Linked DNA regions of Homo sapiens: region 1 is linked to region 2. A link is a loop called in an ENCODE intact Hi-C map of the cell type or tissue named here. Cell type or tissue: heart right ventricle. All regions are shown on one strand. Each heading gives the region's core, and the rest is flanking DNA. Links, peaks and the distances in the headings are about the cores only. Region 1 has its middle 41 kb from the start of MYOZ2. Region 2 overlaps USP53 (ubiquitin specific peptidase 53).

Region 1 (5,388 bases), core at 195-5,194, 190 kb before region 2:
CAATACAGGCTATTTTTCATAGCCCTTTTAGTATAGTAAGCCCACAAGTCTAGCACAATGCTTGCTTATCTGATTCTTTGATAGACACAAACATAATTCATGGACCGTGAATTATGGACCATGAGTGCCTGTGGCTAAATGTTGGAAAAGTGGAAAGGGTCATCTCTGCCCTCATAGCTTACTTATAGTCACAAAATAAAAACTTGCAGTCCAAAAGTCAAAAGCACTCCCAAGCCCACTCTGTGTCACAGATGTCACAGATGATATGGATTTACCCTGAAATTGACATAGTTTAAGCCAGTTTGACGTAGTTTTTTTTTTGTTTTTTTTTTTTTGAGACGGAGTCTCGCTCTGTCGCCCAGGCTGGACTGCGGACTGCAGTGGCGCAATCTCGGCTCACTGCAAGCTCCGCCTCCCGGGTTCACGCCATTCTCCTGCCTCAGCCTCCCGAGTAGCTGGGACTACAGGCGCCCGCCACCGCGCCCGGCTAATTTTTTGTATTTTTAGTAGAGACGGGGTTTCACCTTGTTAGCCAGGATGGTCTCGATCTCCTGACCTCATGATCCACCCGCCTCGGCCTCCCAAAGTGCTGGGATTACAGGCGTGAGCCACCGCGCCCGGCCAGTTTGACGTAGTTTAAGGGATCTGATTTATAGACCTCCTAAAGTCCTGTGCTTATTTAATATTTTCAAATACAAAATTATATTTATATATATATACATTTTTCTTTGGGCCCCCAAATTGTATGCATTTCAAGCCCTACAAAACCTGATTCCAGGAGTTGTACCATTTATCTGTGGTCATGAATTTTGTAAACAAAGCTAAGGAAAAGTCAACAGTGATTCAGGGCAGATTCGTGGCTACATGACTTCCTCCTGGGCTGGCCTGGCTGGACTGAGTGTTGAGTGGGGGTGGGTCAACACTACTCCCTCAGTGGTCCCCTAAAGTAAAATACAAGTGTTCTCTGTCTCTCCGCTGTCCTTCACATCCCCTAAAAAGAGAAGTAAATTATCAAGGAAGGAAGGAAAATAAAGATGACAAATACTTCATGGTAGCAGAATATCATGATTCTGAGCTACCAACAGAAAATGCATTGCATTGGCTTACTCTACGTCATCAGGGTCACAGTGATCCTGCAACATGATTGAAATTCCAGGGTAAAATGTCTGTAGCAGTCAGAAGTGGGAGGAAGAGGGAAGTTAGAAGCAAGAGAAAAAGGGAGGAAGGACATGTGACAAAGGCAGTGAATATGATTAATGAGTCCAATTCTTCCTTATGTCACCTGTGGCCTCCCTGAGCATCAAAAAAGAAATAATGGGCTGGGATCCGGTCATCCACATTCCTTCTCCCTACCCCACCCCTTCCTCAGCATTTCCTCAGTATGTCAGGCTCTGGTCCAATAGCTCTATGTGGCAAAAAGGGAGGAAGACAACAGGCAGTCAGAGGCGGGGCTGAGTCCAGTTCCTGGTTCTGGCCAGGGCAGAATTCAGATTTTCAGGGCTTCAAGCAAAGAAAAGACTATGGAGCCACCATATTCCCATACATATATGCTGAAATTAGGATAATTGTTTTTCTGGGTTTTGTGATTTTGACATTTTAAAAAAGCCGATTGGAACTGAACTTCCAACTTTCTCTCTCTCTCTACACTAACACCTTTCTGGCCCTTACTGATGCTGTGACCTTAGGAGAGTCCCTTATCACTATGAGTCTGTTTGCTCATCTATAAAGGTGGTGTGTCATGATTCTTTAATCTCCGTGAGTCTATTAGTGATCATTCGGTTTCATCTTCTAAAGCAAAACAATTTTAAATACCCCTGCTCTGGCTTGTACATTCTACTGACATGTACAGAGTTGAGAATTCTAGTCCAGATTAGTGAGGACATCCTATGTATGTGGTGATACATCTGATTTTACTTATTCTACAAATGTTCACTGAATACCTACCAGGTAACAGCTGCTGAGTGTACGGTGATGAATGAAGCAGAAATTCTCCTCGCCTTGCCCAGTAGAATACTTCAGTGGAGCTTGCAGTCTATTAACTGTAATGGTGGAGCCTGAGATCAGCCCAGGTGTCTGATTCTAGAAGCTACCCTCTTAGTCACAATCTAAGATGGTGGTGAAGAGCCTGACTCTGCAGTTAGGCAGCCTGGGTTCAAATCTCAGTTGTGTCACTTCCTTCCTTAGTGACCCTGAGCAACTTTCTTAACCTCTCTGTACTGATATTTTCTTGTTTTTTAAAACCAAGCTAAAAATGGCAAATCCAAATGCCCAAAGTAGATGTCCTGACATACTCAGGTTAGAGGCACAACTCTTCTGCCAGAACTTGTGCTACGGCTTGCTATGCAAGGGACAATGGTGAGTTTGCTCCACAATGCATGCCTAGCGTTTGGCCAAAGAGGGAAGAATGATTCTCTCCCCATTGTGTGTCTTAATTTGGCATCTAGGTTAAGCAGTTCTATCCTGATGTCCTATTGAGATTTTAGAGAAAAAACCCTTTTCAGTTTTAACTCAAGGGCCATTTTAACTTTACCATCTTCTCCCCAGATTTGTAAAAATATCCTTGGTGACTTAAGAGATCCTTGGGGGCTACTGGAGACCCAGCAGGTCGTGGTCGAGGGTGATCCAGATTTTTCCTGTCCTCTCATCCTTCTCTTTGAGCTTCCCAACATCTGCTTTTCCCTCAAAATAATTAATCCACTTCACAAAAAGATATTACCAAGAAATGTCGATTTACATAAGATTTTATGGAAACAAAAGACAAGACAGTTAACAACCCATATCCCACAGATGACCACTTGAAAATTCCTGTTGGACGTTTCACCATTTCTCTTCTCCAGACTCCTCTTTCCTGCCACGTTACTACCAGTGGTCTCCCTCTTTCCCTTCAAGGGTGCCCTGCTTCATTGCTCCTCTCCTCCTGTTCCCAAAGGCCAGCCTCCTTAGAAGGCAGTGGGGGTTACAAACACCAAAAAAAATTTCAAGTAGACAAGTAACAGATGCTTCCCCATATTCAAAAAACCCACCAGCCCATCATCCTCAAAGCTTTAAAACTGGGAAAACCTTGTCTACCTGTTCCCTTAGGATCCATCCTTCACTAAGACACTCTTGGCATTTCGTGTAATTAGTCTCCAGTGAGGCCAGTCCTCTTCCCACCAAATGTTACCTGAACACTAGTGGCGAGCAAGCTATGCCCTGGTTGAAATAAAGATGCTGGGTAACATGTTCCATTTTCTTCCATCTTATCTCTTCAAAGCAGCCTTGCAACACAAAGCTGTGCCAAGAGCATTTAATTTTCACCACTGTCCTTCAGGCTTCCAGCCTTCTCTGAACGTGCCTTCCCACCTCCCACCCCGAACAAAACTGTCTGCTTTCTACATGTTTTCCACAGTACCCCTACTTGCTTCTACCTAACATTCAACATCTTGTAATTTCTTATTTGCTAATCCATTTCCCCTAGTAGACTGTCTATGAAAGGAGGCATGTAGTTCTTAACCCAACTGGAATTTTAGTATACATTTGTTGAATTAACAGATGAAGGAAAAGCATACGCTTTACTATTAACTATCCTCACTATAAACTAATATATGTCATTGCCTTTGCGGCTAACCTCAGATGTCACAAACCTACAATGCTAAATCTGTCATACTAAGGATCCTCTGTGCTTTTGTTAAGTTTATCCAGGCTATGGTTAACTTCAGAATTCTCTCCTTTCCAGTGACTGCGAGGGCCTTATAAAAGATGCTGCAATGAGGCCGGGCGCGGTGGCTCACGCCTGTAACCCCAGCACTTTGGGAGGCCGAGGCGGGCGGATCACGAGGTCAGGAGATCGAGACCATCCCGGCTAAAACGGTGAAACCCCGTCTCTACTAAAAATACAAAAAAATTAGCCGGGCGTGGTGGCGGGCGCCTGTCGTCCCAGCTACTTGGGAGGCTGAGGCAGGAGAATGGCGTGAACCCGGGAGGCGGAGCTTGCAGTGAGCCGAGATCCCGCCACTGCACTCCAGCCTGGGCGACAGAGCGAGACTCCGTCTCAAAAAAAAAAAAAAAAAAAAAAAAAGATGCTGCAATGAATTTCTTTCTTTATTTCATTTGCTTGCTTATTATTCTTATTCCTTCTACATAAAACGAACAAACAAAACAAAACAAAAGCACAAGCTCTGGTGGCAAATAGACACGGATGTGAAACCCAATTTCACCACTGCTAGCTTTATGATCGTGAAAAATTAGTCTTTTAGTTTCAGTTTCTTACCTATAATACTTACATCCATATCATAGGATTGTCAAAGAATTAACTGGTACATATCAAGGCCTCCTGGTACATAGTAGGATGTTGGTAAATATGAAACCTATTAAATCTCTTTTTTCTCTTACCCCTTTCTCATAACTCCCATTATTACAGCCTCAAAATGCTTACCACCTGATTATTCAGTACACGAGCTGCTTCTCATATTTTCTTTTTATCTTGGTATTCTACAGTTTCACAATGATATAGTTAGGTATAGATTTGTTCTATAGATTTATTCATCCTGTTTGGGCTTCTGCAAGCATCCTGATTTTGTAGGTTGGTGTCTTTTATTAGATCAGCCATTATCTTTTTAGAAACTGCTGCTGTCTATTGTCTCTGTCTTCTGCAACACTGATTAGATTTATGTTAGTGACTCTTCATACTAGTCTCCAAGTCTCTTAACCTCTCCTTTATTCTTTCCTTTTCTTTTCTTTTATTCATTGAACTTCATTTTGGATAGTATCTTCAGAGCTACTATATTCTTTTGTGAGCTGTGTCTAATCCACTATTCAATCCATACATGTATTGTGTGTGTGTGCATGTGTGTGTGTATGTATGTGTGTGTGTGTGTGTGTGTATGTATCTATCTATCTATCTATCTATCTATCTATCTATATATATATATATATATATATATATATGCAATGAGCTGCTCATTTTGGGAGGGCTCTGTTAATGAAAACTCTTTAAGACCTGGGGAAAAGATGGGTTCCAATAGAAGGGATTTTCATTTGTTTCTGTCACGTGTCTTTACATTATCAGCCTAAGATCACTTGAAACTAACTCTTGGCTTAAGATTTTTCAAGCCACCACAGGTAATGGTAATTCTGTCTTCAAATACATATGAAAGTTAGTTTATGGTTAGACATTCTCAGGGGATTTTTTTCTCAACTCTGCTTATTACTAAGGTTTAATACAGGCAGTTTTCCTTGAAATACCTAGAGAGGGGCAATGTGCACAGGACATGCATGTTTATTGGTAGTTCACCTTGTATATCACTAAGGATATAGTTCTCTAGTGTCTTTACTTTATAGAGGGTGTGTATCTTATTAAGCTTCCCATACTAGGCAAGCCCTAGACTTTGTTTTCCATCCCCATAAAAC
Region 2 (5,388 bases), core at 74-5,073:
TAGTATAGAGGATAAATTTGGGACAGTGGGAGAAAAATTAGTTAGATGATGATTGTAATAGCCTAGGAGAGAAAAGTTGGGGGCAGTACCAATGTCAAGAAATATTTGAGAGATGATAAGCGTATGTGGGCAGGATAATTAGTTAGCTTTTGTGACACGTACCAAATGAGAGAAAGGGAAGCAGGGATAGATGTATTTGGGATGTATACAACTAGATTTACTATTTAGCAAAATGGGGAATATAGGAAGAAGGAACAGATTTTGGGGGTGGAAGGATGCCAAGTTTATATTTTAATTTGTTGAGTTTATCATCTAGGTAAACAGCATTATTAGGCAGTTAGGAATATAAGTCTAAAACTCAGGAAATATTATATATTTAATAACCATCCACCTATATAGGAATTGAATGCCACAGACACAGACAGGATCCTTCAGGAAAATTGGAGATCGAAGGGCAAGAAATAGACAAAGTAAGGAACATTGGCTTTGCTGAGGAAGAGAAGTGAGCTAAAGCTAGAGAGAAGGAGCAACTGTAGAAAGGAATGAGAAGGGGGAGCTGGAAAGATATGAGAAAATATTGGAGATGGGGTTATCAAAGGAAAAACAGAGAAGTGTAGATCTTTCAGGGGAAGAGTGTCCATAGATTAAGCAGAATAAGGATTAAAAAGTGCCAGTTTGATTTAGCATTTATTAGTGGTATAGTAAAAGCAGTGTTTGAGGAACATTAGACATAGACGCAAGATTGAAGTAGAATTGAGGTATTTAGAAGTAAAGGGCCATGTTTGTAACTTAATCTCAAATGGTCCAGAAAAAAAAAAACCCTATTATTAAAATGTTAATAATAGCTGAATCTGGAGAAAGGATATAATATACTGCTTTTTTTCCATTAATAGAGATATTATATAGGCTTGTCTGCCTATGTCATGATGAATTCTGCTGCAAATATCCATCCCTAAACTGCCTAAAGCCATTATATTTGGGAACATTGTTTAAATTGCCACAATGCCATTTGGAATGTTTTAGCCCCCTTTTTAAAATGGAATTGTAGCGGAGGGATTTCACATGCCTTAAATTACATTCGAGACAGAAGAAATGATTTCTTCTTATAAAAAGTATGTTTTATACTTTTTAAATCTTTCAACTTTTCTGAATTTTGAAAATTTATTTCCAAGTAAAAAGTTAAAAGATTACAGTAGACTAATGGTTGCACAGCAGTGTGAATGTACTTAATGCCACTGAACTGTACACTTAAAAATAGTTAGAATAATAAATTTTGTTATGTATATTTTACCACAATAAAAAACCCTTGAAGTACATTATGTACTTTTTCATATTAACTGAGGACACCTATTGCAAAGTTCTTAGAGCAATGTGCTTTTGACCATGAAAATCTCTAAGACTTTATGTTTTTACAGCAGGAAGCAAGAGAAGTAAAGAAATGAATTTTTGTCTGTCTTTCCAAACGTTTGCTGTGAATAGCATACCTAGAGGAGAAAATGAAACTAAATGCTTAGTTTGCGTTTTGTTTTGTTTGTTTTCAAGTGGACATGCTTGGTATTTATATTGCAGAAGATAAGGAACTAATGTTGTACAGAGGGAGAGAAAGGCATGAAGAATAGAACAGAACAGTAATTGATGGAGTAAGACCCTTTAGGCAGAGTGAGAAGGAAACAAGGTAAAGACAGAATTTGAATGAAAAGGATGGCAGCTTTTCTGTGATGAAGGAGAGAAAGATGAGAGCAGATACTGATTAGTGTGTATTTGTGTTAGGTAGAACAGCTGAAGTGTTTATACCTAATGGACTTTCTTTTTTTTATGAGGTACGGTTATCTACTGAGGTAAGTACATAGTAGGTTAGGATATTTATAGATCATATGTAACAGATCACAAAAGAATTATTAGGTCTTTCAAGAACTTTTGCCATTTGCTTCCAGAGTCTGCAATACTTGGCTTAATCTCAGTTGATCCTAGAAGTCAGGATTAGTTAATGCTGAGAGTCATGATCTGGGACATAACAAATAAGAGTGAAAGAAGTTAATCAGTGGTTTAAAAATCTGTTAAGTCCCTTATTTCTTCTTGTACAAATAGTCTGTACCTCCACTTTCTTAAGTGAAATATACTGTCCTTAATGTTGTTACATCCTAGAATTAAGTCAATAAAAAATTTTGTCAGAAGTGTTTATACATATACATAAGTTTTCTCTAAGATGTTTTTGGCAAACTACCAAGTTTGTTCATTTAAGATAAATACATTAGAAAGTATATTTAGAGAAGTACTTTTGTCAGCCGATTTTTTTTCTATGCATTTTAAACATTTTTTCTCTAAGAATTTCACAAACTGGTAACACATAATCTCTTCTCTTGCTGTGGCCTACCCAGGACCACCAAATGGCTACCTATGTACTTTTTTAAAACTAAACTTCTGGGATTGAAATTTGCTTTGTAGCAAAATAGCAATATTTGCTTTTCCTTTAAATTATAATCCAAGTGCAAAAAGCATTTATTGACTCCTGCTTTATTATTTTGTAAAATCCCCAAATTTAGGTTTCAGATAGTATAGATTATTACTACATATTAAAGTATCTCTCTACTCCTTTTAGTATGTAGTAAATTTATCCATAAATATTTATCTAGTTAAAGTTTTCTGATTTTTCTAAAATATTCAAATTTATTTCAAATGTATTTTTATTGTAAATTCAGTCATTGATTTGATTATTGCTGTTTAATGTTTAGGGTTTGTAAATATATATATATGTCTATTTTAAACATAGGTCTTTTTTTTAGATGAAATATATATTTTGATTTCTTGAATACTCTGCTTTGGGTTTTTTTGTATACAGAATCAAAATGGGCATTATTAAAGTTTCTTGCCTTGATACTGAGTTTTTTTTTTCTGTGTCAAAGCGTTAAAATTGGACTTAGATTTGCGAATAACCTGGAGCCAAAATTCCTCACAAAGACACATGGATGTCTATGTCAGCAGAAGAGAAAAATAACATATCTATTTTTAAGTTAGTTGGAATTCTGAAGTCAAACCACTTGGTTGAATGCCTGCCACAGTGATATTAAAATTTCAAACATGCTCATAAAACCTATGCTGCCTCCTGCTGCCCATTGTGTGAATAATTTATAAAAGTAAAGAATTACTTAAGAACTAAATATTTACTTGTTTCTTGTTTGTGAATATTAAACTTGAAATTATGAATTGGTGAATAAATTATGAATTGGCTAATAATATGAAGTTAAAAATCACACTGGGTAGCAAATTACATTTCAACTTAAAAATTAAGCTGTGAACATTGACAAATTATTGAAGTTCTTTTTGACATCTTATTTCTTGTCACATCTTTTTTTAATCATAAAATAGCTGTTGAAAAGATTGGCAAAGTTTTCGAGCCTCAGGCAGTGTGTCAGGCTTACCCACAGTGATTTTCTTAAACATGAAAAATAATATATTCCTTCTAGAGAGACTCTGGGATAAATTTTACTGCTTTTTAAAAGTGTTATGAGTATAGCACTTATAGACTTAAGTGGGAGGGAAAGATAAGATTTGTCTCAATTCATACTTAACTTGTCTTGCACCACTGAGTTGGGAACATGATGGGCAGGGTGGAGGTGACTTAAAAGAAGTAAAACTGTGTTTTTGAGGCAATTGTTTATTCTGCAGACCTTCATTTGAATGTCTTTTGTATGCTAGATACTGTGTTAACTTCTGGGCAAATTTTTTTTTTTAAAGGCACGTATATAATCAGAGCGCTTACAGCAATTTAGTGGAAGTAAACGTGTTAAATCTTAAATGAATGCCAGATTTATAGTTCCTCTCATTCTACCATCTTAAGTTTTTATTATTTACTATATGGAGCGATGTTGGCATAGAGGGTATTAAATTCTCATGTATATTACATGACTCTTTCTTGGAAATTGCTTCCAAGATTTAACTTGCAGAGCCTGATCATAATCAAATATAGATTATTTTTCCCCTATAGGGCAATACCTAAAAAATATCTAAGATAAAGAACACTTATTGTTTAAAAAATAAAATCACTGCTTTAATAACTTTGTTTTCTTTGCAGTCTTCATAGATTTGGTGTACAGTAAAGTAGAAACAGGAGAATGAGAGGAAAATGAGATAAATGAACATGATGAAAATGTCAACTAAAAATACGGGAGAATGCAGAAAAACTTACTAGAAATGTTACAGAAGTGTAGACGATTAATTGACAGTTCATGCTAATGCCATATATTTTGCTATCTTCTATGGGCATCAGCATGTTATTTGATGTTCACACTAGTGGCCTAGTTTCATCAGAAGGAGATTTAGTATAATGTCTTTGTATGTTAATGGCATAGTGCAGTGGCATGAGCACTAGCTTTGGAGTGAACCCTGGATTGGTTTAAATGCTCCTACTTACCAGATATATAGAATATAGATTAGGTCACTTAACTTCACTGAGCCTAAGTTTCCTCAAGTGTAAAAAGGGGAATTGTTTCACAGAACAGTTGTGACTGATGTTTTAAAAGACAACTATTACCAACTAGAACAGTAGTTGTCAAACTTTTGGGCCTCAGATATCTTTATAATCTTAGAAAAGGATTTATGACCTAAAAGAGCTTTTGTTATGGTTATGTCTTATATAGGTTATGTCTTATATAGGTTATGTCTATCAACATTTGCTAGATTAGGCACTAAAACTGAAACTTTCAAAATATTTATTCATTTAAAGAAATAAACCCAGTACATGCTAACACAAATAACATTTTTAAATGAAAATTAACTATTGAAAACAAAAATTTAGTGAGATGAATGGCATTGTTTTATGCTTTCAAATCTCAGTTAATGCTTGGCTTCATGTAAGATGGCTGGATTCTTGTTTTTGCATCAGACTGTTGTGATGTTTTCATGTATGAAGAAAGCCCATTTACACACAGATAATACAGTTGGAAATAGGAATATTTTAATAGCTTTTCCTAAAAATTGTGGATATTATTCTTTGACACTACACCAAGTAGTAGTTTCTTTAATGCAGTGTGAAATCTGAAACCATAGTATTTAACTTTTCGTCCTCCATTACATTAAAATACATCAGTCTGTCTTGCACTTTGAATGGATACTTTACTCATGCATGATTTTGTAACATCCATGTAGGGTCATTTAAAAAATACTGGTTTGCAGCCGGGCACGGTGGCTGACACCTGTAATCCCAGCACTTTGGGAGGCCGACGCTGGCGGATCACCTGAGGTTTGGAGTTCGAGACCAGCCTGACCAATATGAAGAAACCCCGTCTCTACTAAAAATATAAAAAATTAGCCAGGCGTGGTGGCGCATGCCTGAAATCCCAGCTACTCAGGAGGCTGAGGCAGGACAATTGCTTGAGCCTGGGAGGCGGA

The links. A loop is a pair of places that touch in the nucleus more often than their neighbours do. Peaks named below come from ENCODE experiments on the same cell type or tissue, not always from the same donor. Only the 100,000 strongest peaks of a DNase experiment are listed, where the experiment ranks them.
Region 1: it touches region 2 in a loop (3-fold over the local background); 19 of 110 quality-filtered maps call a loop at or near these places.

The regions. Positions count from the first base shown.
Region 1 is chr4:119,092,348-119,097,735 of GRCh38, forward strand. No RefSeq gene overlaps it. Among named protein-coding and RNA genes, the nearest start is that of MYOZ2, 41 kb to the right of the region's middle. In heart right ventricle, for the core only: no CTCF peak of the experiment used is centred there; no DNase peak of the experiment used is centred there; H3K27ac peaks cover 546 bases.
Region 2 is chr4:119,283,485-119,288,872 of GRCh38, forward strand. The region is part of intron 17 of USP53 (ubiquitin specific peptidase 53); the gene reads left to right. Among named protein-coding and RNA genes, the nearest start is that of ARLN, 14 kb to the right of the region's middle. In heart right ventricle, for the core only: a CTCF peak has its summit at 3,101 (motif pointing left); no DNase peak of the experiment used is centred there; H3K4me3 peaks cover 722 bases; H3K27ac peaks cover 4,109 bases.